Regions from separate parts of the Homo sapiens genome. Here region 1 is linked to region 2. A link is an interaction called in ENCODE POLR2A ChIA-PET data of the cell type or tissue named here. Cell type or tissue: PC-3. All regions are shown on one strand. Region 1 overlaps ZNF341 (zinc finger protein 341). Region 2 overlaps CHMP4B (charged multivesicular body protein 4B).

What was found. Peaks named below come from ENCODE experiments on the same cell type or tissue, not always from the same donor. Only the 100,000 strongest peaks of a DNase experiment are listed, where the experiment ranks them.
Region 1: POLR2A ChIA-PET joins it to region 2 with 9 read pairs; 4 of 35 experiments call an interaction of 5 or more read pairs at or near these places.

What each region holds. Positions count from the first base shown.
Region 1 is chr20:33,761,084-33,766,083 of GRCh38, reverse strand. ZNF341 (zinc finger protein 341) reads right to left here. Exons shown (of 15, transcript NM_001282933.2): 8 at 4,029-4,222. Among named protein-coding and RNA genes, the nearest start is that of ZNF341, 32 kb to the right of the region's middle. RefSeq lists an enhancer at 4,198-4,699. In PC-3, no CTCF peak of the experiment used is centred here; no DNase peak of the experiment used is centred here.
Region 2 is chr20:33,842,057-33,847,056 of GRCh38, reverse strand. The region is part of intron 1 of CHMP4B (charged multivesicular body protein 4B); the gene reads right to left. Among named protein-coding and RNA genes, the nearest start is that of CHMP4B, 33 kb to the right of the region's middle. RefSeq lists an enhancer at 2,975-3,274. In PC-3, no CTCF peak of the experiment used is centred here; no DNase peak of the experiment used is centred here; H3K27ac peaks cover 319 bases.

The DNA.
Region 1 (5,000 bases), 81 kb after region 2:
GTGAAACCCCGTCTCTACCAAAAATACAAAAAAATTATCTGGGCGTGGTGACGCACACCTGTAATCCCAGCTACTTGGGAGGCTGAGGCAGGAGAATTGCTTGAACCCGGAAGGTGGAGGTCGCAGTGAGCCAATATTGCGCCATTGCACTCCAGCCTGGGCAACAAGAGTGAGACTCCATTTCAAACAAACAAACAAAAAAAATTGTAATCATCTGTTTCATCATCCTTCCCTCACTACACTGTTCCTCACTTTCCTTGACATCAGGGGCCTCTGGCCTCATCCCTGCAGGCCCAGTGGCCTGGCACATAGTAGGCCTCTATAAATGTTTGCTAAATGGTTAAACCTTTGGTGCTAGGCACTAAAGGAGTTTCAAAAAAAATGGAAGAAATTATTTATTCTTTAGGGCCGTGTGATGGCTCATTCCTATAATCCCAGCACTTTAGGAGGCCGAGGAAGGAGGATCCCTTGAACCCAGGAGTTCAAGACCAGCCTCAGCAACATAATGAGACGCCATCTCTACAAAAAATAAACAAAATTAGCTGGGCATGGTTGCATGTGTCGGTGGTCCCACCTACCCAGGAAGCTGAGGTGGGAGGATCACTTGAGCCCGGGAGGTTGAGGCTGCAGGGAGCCACCATCATGCCATTGCACTCCAGCCTGGGTGACAGAGCAAGATCTTGTCTCAAAAGAAAATTTTTTTTAAAGAAAAAAAAAAGGAGTTCACAAGAACTCAGAAGGCACACAGTAGGGCTAGTTCCAACAGGAAGCCTGAAGGAAGGTCAGATAAAAGTGGTCACACATTGCTTTCCCAGCAAAACACTCCCTTCATTACCTAGCATGTGCCTGGCATTGCTCACCCTTGGGTCTACATGGGAATGGCTTAGACTCTGGCCTTACACTATCCAATAAAGTGGTCCTGAGCCACACGTGGCTACTGAGAACTTGAAATGTGGCACCAGGCATGATGGCTCACACCTATAATTCCAGTACTTTGGGAGGCTGAGGTGAGAGGATCACTTGAGCTCAGGAGTTTGAGACCAGCCTGGGCAACAAAGCAAGACCCTGTCTCTACAAAAACAATTTTTAACAATTAGCCAGGCGCAGTGGTGCACCCCCATCCCAGCTACTTGGGAGGCTGAGGAGGGAGGATCACTTGAGTCCGGGAGTTCGAGGCTACAATGAGTTATGATTGCACCACTGCACTCCAGTCTGGGGTGACAGAATGAGACCCTAACTAAAAAACAAAACAAAACAAAACAAAAAACAGAAAGAAATGTGTCCAGTCCATATCCAGATGTGCTATAAGTGTATATACCTGCTGGATTTCAAAAATTTATTAAAAAAAGAATATAAAGTATATTCAATCTTTATATTATATGTTAAAATAATAATGTTAATATATCGGGTTAAATACCAGGAGGTGGAGGTTGCATTGAGCCAAGATCGCACCACTGCACTCCAGCCTGGGCGACAGAGCAAGACTCCATCTCAAAAAAAAAAAAAAAAAAAAAAAAAAAAATATATATATATATATATACACATACACACACACACATATATATACATATATATATACACACACATATATATATACACACATACACATATATGGTTAAATAAGATATATAATTAAAATTAATTTGATCTTTTTAAAAATTGCTTTTAATGTAGCTACTAGAAAATTTTATTTCATTTATTTATTTAAGATTATTTTTGCCATTAAAGACAGAACTTTTTGTTTAAATAGAGATGGGGGCCAGGCGCAGTGGCTCACGCCTGTAATCCCAGCACTTTGGGAGGCCGAGGTGAGTGGATCACGAGGTCAGGAGATGGAGACCATCCTGGCTAACACAGTGAAACACCGTTCTCTACTAAAAATACAAAAAAAATTAGCCGGGCATGGTGGCGGGAGCCTGTAGTCCCAGCTACTCGGGAGGCTGAGGCAGGAAAATGGCGTGAACCCAGGAGGCGGAGCTTGCAGTGAGCTGAGATCGCGCCACTGCACTCCAGCCTGGGCAACAGAGTGAGACTCCGTCTCAGAAAAAAAAAAAAAAAAAAAAGAGAGAGATGGGTTTTACCATATTGCCCAGGCTGATCTTGAACTCCTGAGCTCAAAAGATCCTCTCACCTCAGCCTCCCAAAGTGCTGGGATTACAGGCGTGAGCCACCATGCCCGGCTGAACATTTTAAATTACATATGTTGTTCATACTATATTTCTGTTGGGCAGCGCTGCTCTAAACCTAGTAAGTTCTCAGTCCTCATGCAAGAAAGAAACTAAATCAATATCAGGGATAGGAGCATTAGCTCAGGGACAAATGATGAGAATCCCACATGTATAAAGAGCTTTGGAGACCAACTAACCTTGGAGGTCAAATAGCTTTCAACTTCTGATCAACTACAGTGACTGCCTGGAGCAACATATAGAAAACAGATTCTGAGCAGGGATGGTGAGGGAAGGCAAGGGTTGAAAAACTACGTGTTAGCCAGGCATGGTGGCTCACGTCCGTAATCTCAGCACTTTGGGAGGCCAAGGTGGGTGGATTACTTGAGGTCAGGAGTTTGAGACCAGCCTGGCCAACATGGTGAAGCCTTGTCTCTACTAAAAATACGAAAATTAGCCAGGTGTGGTAAAGGGCACCTGTATTCCCAGCTACTCGGGAGGCTAAGGCAGGAGGATCACTTGAGCTTGGAAGGCAGCGGTTGCAGTGAGCTGATAGCACTACTGCGCTCCAGCTTGGGTGGCAGAGTGAGACTCTGTCTCAAAAAAAGAAAAACTACCCGTTGGTACAATGTCTAGTATTTGGGTGATGGGTACACTAGAAGCCCAGCCACCACCATTATGCATCTAATACCCATGTAACAAACAAGCACATGTACCCTCTAAATCTAAAATTTTTTAAATGAATGTAACTTAAACATAGAAAAGGTAATGCAGTGTGCTATGATTTTACAATGGCAACAATGTCACTAGATGACAGAAAATTTCCAGCTCCATTATAATTTTATGGGACCACTGTCACATATGCCATCTGTTACTCATGGAAACATCCTTACATAGCATGTGACTGTATTACTATGGTGGCTGTCAAATAGTTATTTTCTAATTTAATCATTATTTCTACTTTTATCAGTTCACATTTTACTATAAGAAAGGGCTTTCTTTAAATGTGGCACATATATACCATAGAATACTATGCAGCCATAAAGAATAATGAGTTCATGTCCTTTGCAGGGACATGGATGAAGCTGGAAACCATCATTCTCAGCAAGCTAACACAGGAACAGAAAACCAAACACCGTATGTTCTCACTCATAGGTGGGAGTTGAACGATGAGAACACATGGACACAGGGAGGGGAACATCACATACCAGGGCCTGTCGGGGGGCTGGGGACAAGGGGAGAGAGAGCCTTAGGACAAATACCGAATGCATGCAGGGCCTAAAACCTAGATGATGGGGTGATACGTGCAGCAAACCACCATGGCACACGTATACCTATGTAACAAACCTGCACGTTCTGCACATGTATCCCAGAACTTAAAGTAAAAATAAAAAAAAAAAGAAAGGGCTTTCTTTTATCCCCTATTTATTTATTCATTCATTTATTTTAACAGTAGGGGATCATAAATTTTTATTTTATAGTAGTCTCCCCTTACTTGCAGTTTTGCTTTCCATGATTTCAATTACCCAAAGTCAATCATGGTCTGAAAATATTAAATGGAAAATTCCAGAAATAACTCATAAGTTAAAAAAAAAAAAAGATTCTGAGGTGAGATCCAGGCTCAGCAAAAAATGGGTAGGTGATTGAATAGTGATGTCTGCCATGGGTACAGTATTAGAGTAATGCCACACATGTTGTATGTTTGTCATCCTTCCTTTCATCTTATGCCACATTTTATAGATAAAGGTAGATTGAAGCCCAGAGAGGTCATGGGGTTTGCCCAAGGTCACACAGCTAGCAATAAAACCTGTGAAGCGGCAGAAGAGAGGTGTGGGAAGCATGGCGTTCCCTACTTCCACCCACCTGTGCTTTCCTCGTCCTCCTGCCTGCTGGGGTTCAGGGCCATGACCTGTACGGTCACAGAGTTTCGAGACACGGTGCCACCACTGTGTCCTGGAGGCCACACCTTGTGGGTCTGCATGTGTTTCTTAACATTAGACTTCTGGGCAAAGGCACGGCCACATGCAATGCACTGGAAGGGCTTCTCACCGGTGTGGCTGTGGAAGACAAGCTTGTCAGTGCCCTCCTGCAGGAACGGGGACGAGGCCTCAGCCCAGGAGCTCACAGCCACAAGGAAGGCCCAGAAAGAACATCCAGATGCCACTTGCCACATTCTGACACCACGGCGACAAGCCCCTTCGCTGAGGCAGGCAGACCAGAGATGGAAAGACCCTGGGTTCCGGGTCACGTTACTGAGCTGCTCATCAACAAACCCTGGAGCCGCCCTCCTCTGACCATCTCATACTGTGACAGAACATTTCCTAATTGTTCAAGCCCATTTAAATGAGGACTTCTGGCCTGGCACAGTAGTTCACGCCAGTAATCCCAGCACTTTGGGAGGCCAAGGCAGGTGGATCACTTGAGGTCAGGAGTTCGAGACCAGCCTGGCCAACATGGTGAAACTCTGTCTGTACTAAAGATAAAAAATTAACTGGGTGTGGTGGTGTGCATCTATAATCCCAGCTACTCAGGAGGCTGAGGCAGGAGAATTGCTTGAACCCAGGAGGCGGAGGTTGCAGTGAGCCAAGATTGCGCCACTGCACTCCAGCCTGGGTGACAGAGTGAGACTCCATCTCATAAATAAATAAATAAATAGGGACTTCTGTCATTTGAAGCAAAAAACATTCAAGTTGTCACAGCACAGCACTTGTACCACAGTTTAACATTTTTCTTCAAATCAACTCACTTTTTTAAAACTTAAAATAATTTTGTGGCTCACGTATGTAATTCTAGCACTTTGGGAATCTGAGGCGGAAGGATCACTTAAGCCCATCA
Region 2 (5,000 bases):
GACTCTTCTTCAAGTCTCATATTTTGTGGGATTTCCACATGTACATATGTAACTAAATATGGTTTTTCTCTTGTTAATCTGTCTTATATCAATTCAGTTTGTAGCCCAGCCAAAGAAACTAGAAGGGAAGCTATTTTTTGCTCCCCTGCAATGGGCATCAAAAGCTAGGAAGGAGGCTTAGCACAGACTCTGTCAGAAGAAATGGCTGAGCTGGACTGGGCTGGGTCAGGAGCACTAGCCTCACACACACATGCACTCAGCATGCACACTCCCCCATGTCCTGGAGTTCTGGACCACAGCCATCTCCTGCAGACTGGAGGTCAAAACCCCCTCCCCCATGAGGCTGTGGTTTCTCCATATGTCACATGAATAGGTCCCATGCTCCTTCTACTCACACCCGTTGGCCTGGGATTCCGTCCTAAGGACCATTTGCCAAGGGAAAACGGCTTGGCCTGCGTATAGCACACAGCTCCTCCAAAAGCAGCAGAAAACTTCTCCCAGCCAGTCTTTCCAACAAATGCTGACCAAAATACATACATACACACATAAAGAGAACTCGTAAAACATCTGAACAACAATGAGATGTGCCTCATTAAAATCTGAAAAGCCACTGAATCCGTAATCTCCCTTGATTCTGATGTTGGCTGGAATGGCCCAAGACTTCAAGAAACCCATCATGCAGTCACACCAGGGGATCCTCAAGACCTTCACTCTCATCTTCTGTTAGCACTAAGTCATGCTCACTTCATAAGGGCCTCAAAATAGCAACCCTTTAAGGTTAGATGATAAGGTTAGTTGATGAGGAAACTGAGGTTCAGAGATGTCCTGTGACTCAGCCCAGGTAACTGGCAGAGAGGGGACTTAAACCAGGTATGGAACCCCAAAGTCCCTGCCCTGCCATTATGTTATGCCCCCCACTTAATGAAAAAGGTAGGATACTGCCCTGGAGGGATCGTCCAGTCATGCAGGAAGTGACATGGGGACTGTGGGAACACAGAAGAGGGAATGCAAATCCAACGATTCCTTTGCTGAAAAATCCTCAGTAGCTCCCTTTGCCATATGGTTTAATATGGCCTGCCCGGTCCTGCAGAGGCAAGACGTTAGAATTCTCTCCATAAGCCCAAGTCCTGGGAGCCCTAGCACAAGGTCTACAGAACCGCCTTTGCCATCAGTAATGTCAGAGGGAAGAGGTCCTGGGAGAGTCCTGTAAGTGCCCCAGGGCGTGGGGCTGCAGGCCTGCTTCCTGTGACTTCCTTGGTGCTGTGTTCCTTTTCCACAAAAGCCATACCCTAGACATACTCTAATCACCAAGTGATTGTGAATCCTTCCGAGATCAAGTGCCAATGTCCCACAGGTGCCCCTTTCTCAACTCCCCTCCAGCCAGCTCCATCACCCACAGTCCAGCCCATCATTAAGATTCACCAAGGCCTTCCATACCAGGCACGCTGGCTCACGCCTGTAATCCCACCACTTTGGGAGGCCGAGGTGGGTGGATCACCTGAGGCCAGGAGTTCAAGACCAGCCTGGCCACCATGGTGAAACCCCATCTCTACTAAAAATACAAAAATTAGCCGGACATGGTGGCGCGCACCTGTAGTCCCAGCTACTCGGGAGGCAGAGGCAGGAGAATTGCTTGAACCCAGGAGGCAGAGGCTGCAGTGAGCTGAGACCGTGCCACTGAACTCCAGCCTGGGCAACAGAGCAAGACTCCATCTCGGGGGCAAGAAAAAAAAAAGATTCACCAAGGCCTTCCAAGAGCCTGCTGAGTGATGGTGAACAAGCAACGGCAGTCCCTTCCGCCTCCTATTTCATTTAATCATCCAGAGATCCCAAATGAACAAGGAGACTGGGGATCAGAAAGGTGATGCAGCTCACCCAAGTCATCCTTCTGCCAAGTGAGGAGGGGAGTAGTCTGTGTAACTCCCAGCTCTATGCTCTTCCTCACAGTCTCAGAACGACAGCAAGTGACTCTGAGACCGTTCATAAGAGCAAACACTCGGCCGGGCGCGGTGGCTCACACCTGTAGTCCCAGCACTTTGGGGGGCCAAGGCGGGTGGATTACAAAGTCAGGAGATCAAGACCATCCTGGCTAACACGGTGAAACCCCATCTCTACTAAAAATACAAAAAAATTAGCCGGGTGTGGTGGCAGGCGCCTGTGGTCCGAGCCACTTGGGAGGCTGAGGCAGGAGAATGGCGTGAGCCCAGGAGGCGGAGCTTGTAGAGAACCGAGATCACGACACTGCACTCCAGCCTGGGCGACAGAGCAAGACTCCATCTCAAAAAAAAAAAAAAAGAGCAAACACTCTTTGACAGAGCTGCCTTGCTTTTCAGCATCCCGAGTGTAGCAGGAGCTTGGTAAAATGCTTATGAAACTGATTTTATACAGTCAGCTACATTCTTATATTTAAAACCAAAGTTATTTCCCTATTAACATCATAGATTTAGAACTGCTTTTTCTCCAATATATTTTCCACTGGCAGTGACTCCTTGTATGCCAACCCTAACTTCCTCTGACCTCCACCTCCCACTTCTAAAATCCCCCAAATAAATGATCTGGAAGCAAATACGCAAATATACCAGGGAGGAAACCAAGAGCCCATCCCCACCCCGAATGAAATAATGCTGATATTATTCATCTTTGCAGATCAGCAATCCAGCACAATGACTGATACACAGTAAGTGCTTAGTATCTACTAAATTGAACCTGCAATTTCATTTGTCTTACAAGGTTTTCATGTATTCTATCCAGGGTTCTTCATGGGGGATCCACCCATATTTTATCTCCCGTGCACCTCTGACCCACAGAATTGACGTCTTACTGAAACACAGGCTAGAACAATCATTTGGCAGCATCTTTCCACTGCATTCCTCCTGGCCCATAAAACAGGGACTTCCCGCAAGCACCTGGCTGTAAGGTGTGCTCTCTCATACTGGGGATAGGACCTGAGCAAACAGTATGAGGGACAGTCCCGGGGTATCCCCCCAGGACTCCCCTTCCTGCCTGCAGGGTTCACACAGCCTCTTCCCCTCTTCGCAGTGAACTCTCCAGGATGTTGATTTTTCTTATCTAGATCCATCTGCTGTCTGTGTTTCTCAACTAGTTTAGAACTCCAAAGAGAAAGGCTACATGATTAATTTTCCCCCACAGAAACACCTAAACATGCTTCATGAGTAAAGTTACCTTGAAAATAGACATGGGGTCAGCATCTGGGCTGCAGAAACAGATGTAGACAAATATTCACAGCACTTGAACCACCTCCTATATCTTACAAATGCATGGCTCCGGTGGTGAGGTGTAACAGGGCAAACTAAAGGCTCAGAGGTATTAGAGTGCTTCCACAAGTAAAACGCCATTCTTCTTGAATACTATTACACTTAGTAAAACTTCCTCCATGCCAACCTTATTTCTGACCACAGAAATTTGCTTCTATCTGTAACCAACCCAATGTTTTCATAAATATTAAATATATACTGGTTCTTAATGTTTTGCCTTAACTTTTCCAGATTCCTGATGGTTAGATTAAAAAACAAGTACCGAGTTAAAGAGAAGCTGTTCAGCTAAATCAAATATTCAAAAAAGAGGTGTCTAAAGAAACCCATCTTCTGCCAGAGAACCCCCAGCACCATTTATAAACACAATGGCTTTAACAATTGAAATCTAAGCCAGGCCAATAGAAGTTTAAGAGGTTGCTTTTAGATGGGAAAAAACAGTCCTTGGAATCTCCATATTTAATTATGCCTTTGCCAGTTCCAAGAGAGTAATTACAGCAGCAATTACAGAATCTAATAACCAGCTTTATTGGCTGTGAAAGCTGAAGCAAAAACAACTCCAACCATGTTGAAATAAACATTGGTCTCCAGACAGTTGCTTCATTAGCCCCTCCAAACAGCTATTTAGAGGAAGGATACAGAACAGATACCCTAAGAAGCAGAGACCAGTCAAAAAGACGTTCACCCAGGATGGAAACCCTTTCTGTGAGGCAACAGCTAGTGATTACAGAAACCATTTTTAGAGAACACATCAGTTCGATACAACTAGACAGGACGTTCCTTTCTCCTAGTCAAACACGACTTCTCTGAAAAGCTGCTGAGGACGGCAAGTCTGCCTGTCCCAGATCTGGGGGCGTTCAGTATAGGGGCAAATAGCCCAGGGCACCTCAATAGATGCCAAGAAGTCATAACTATACACTCATTACTAGTATAGAGAAATTCAGGCATGGAGGGAAGGAGGGCCCAATAATATGCTCTCACTAAACGAATGGCAGTGTCTACAGTCCTTCTGAAGACCCCAGAGTCTACATTTGAAGTCATCTAACAGAAGGTACAGGGCTGGGAGGGAAGAGGGCTGCTGCTTTCCCACTCTCAGCGTGAACAACAAAGCAAATGAACACACTCCTGAGGTCCTGAGGACACTTACACACAAATGCAACACCAGGACTCCAGCCTAAGTGAGCATTCTGAAGAACCCTCAGCAGCCTGGTCCCAGTAGGGCTACTGGCAGGCAGGGAGCCGAGCAAGGCTGAGGGGGCCCCACTTTGCCTGCCTCCAGCAATCACTCAGATAGCTCCTCCTGGCTCATTCTGCCAGTGAATAAACTCAGATATTCAGGGTGCCCTTAGCCAGGAGAACTATGCCTGGCCCTGAAGCCACTGGTTGCTCTGCTGGACGGAGGAAGTGATGGGGGTGTCATCTGTGATCTGTCATCTGCCCTGTGTGTATGGGCAAGAAAAGACCCAAAATCAAGTCTACGGCCATACCACCCTGAACATGCCCAATCTTGTCTGATCTCGGGTGACCCAAAGTCAAAACAACACAGTTAACCACCAGTGTCAAAGAAACCCATTCTCCTGTAAAGATGGTTATCAGTGACCATCCTTGTACCACATGGCATTAGAGATCCCACCAAACTTTGACTAAGTAAGAGTTACGATCATGGCATCAAGAATAGAGGGGGCTTGAGGAGCTCTTGGAGATAACGAAGACCAACCCCTCATTAGA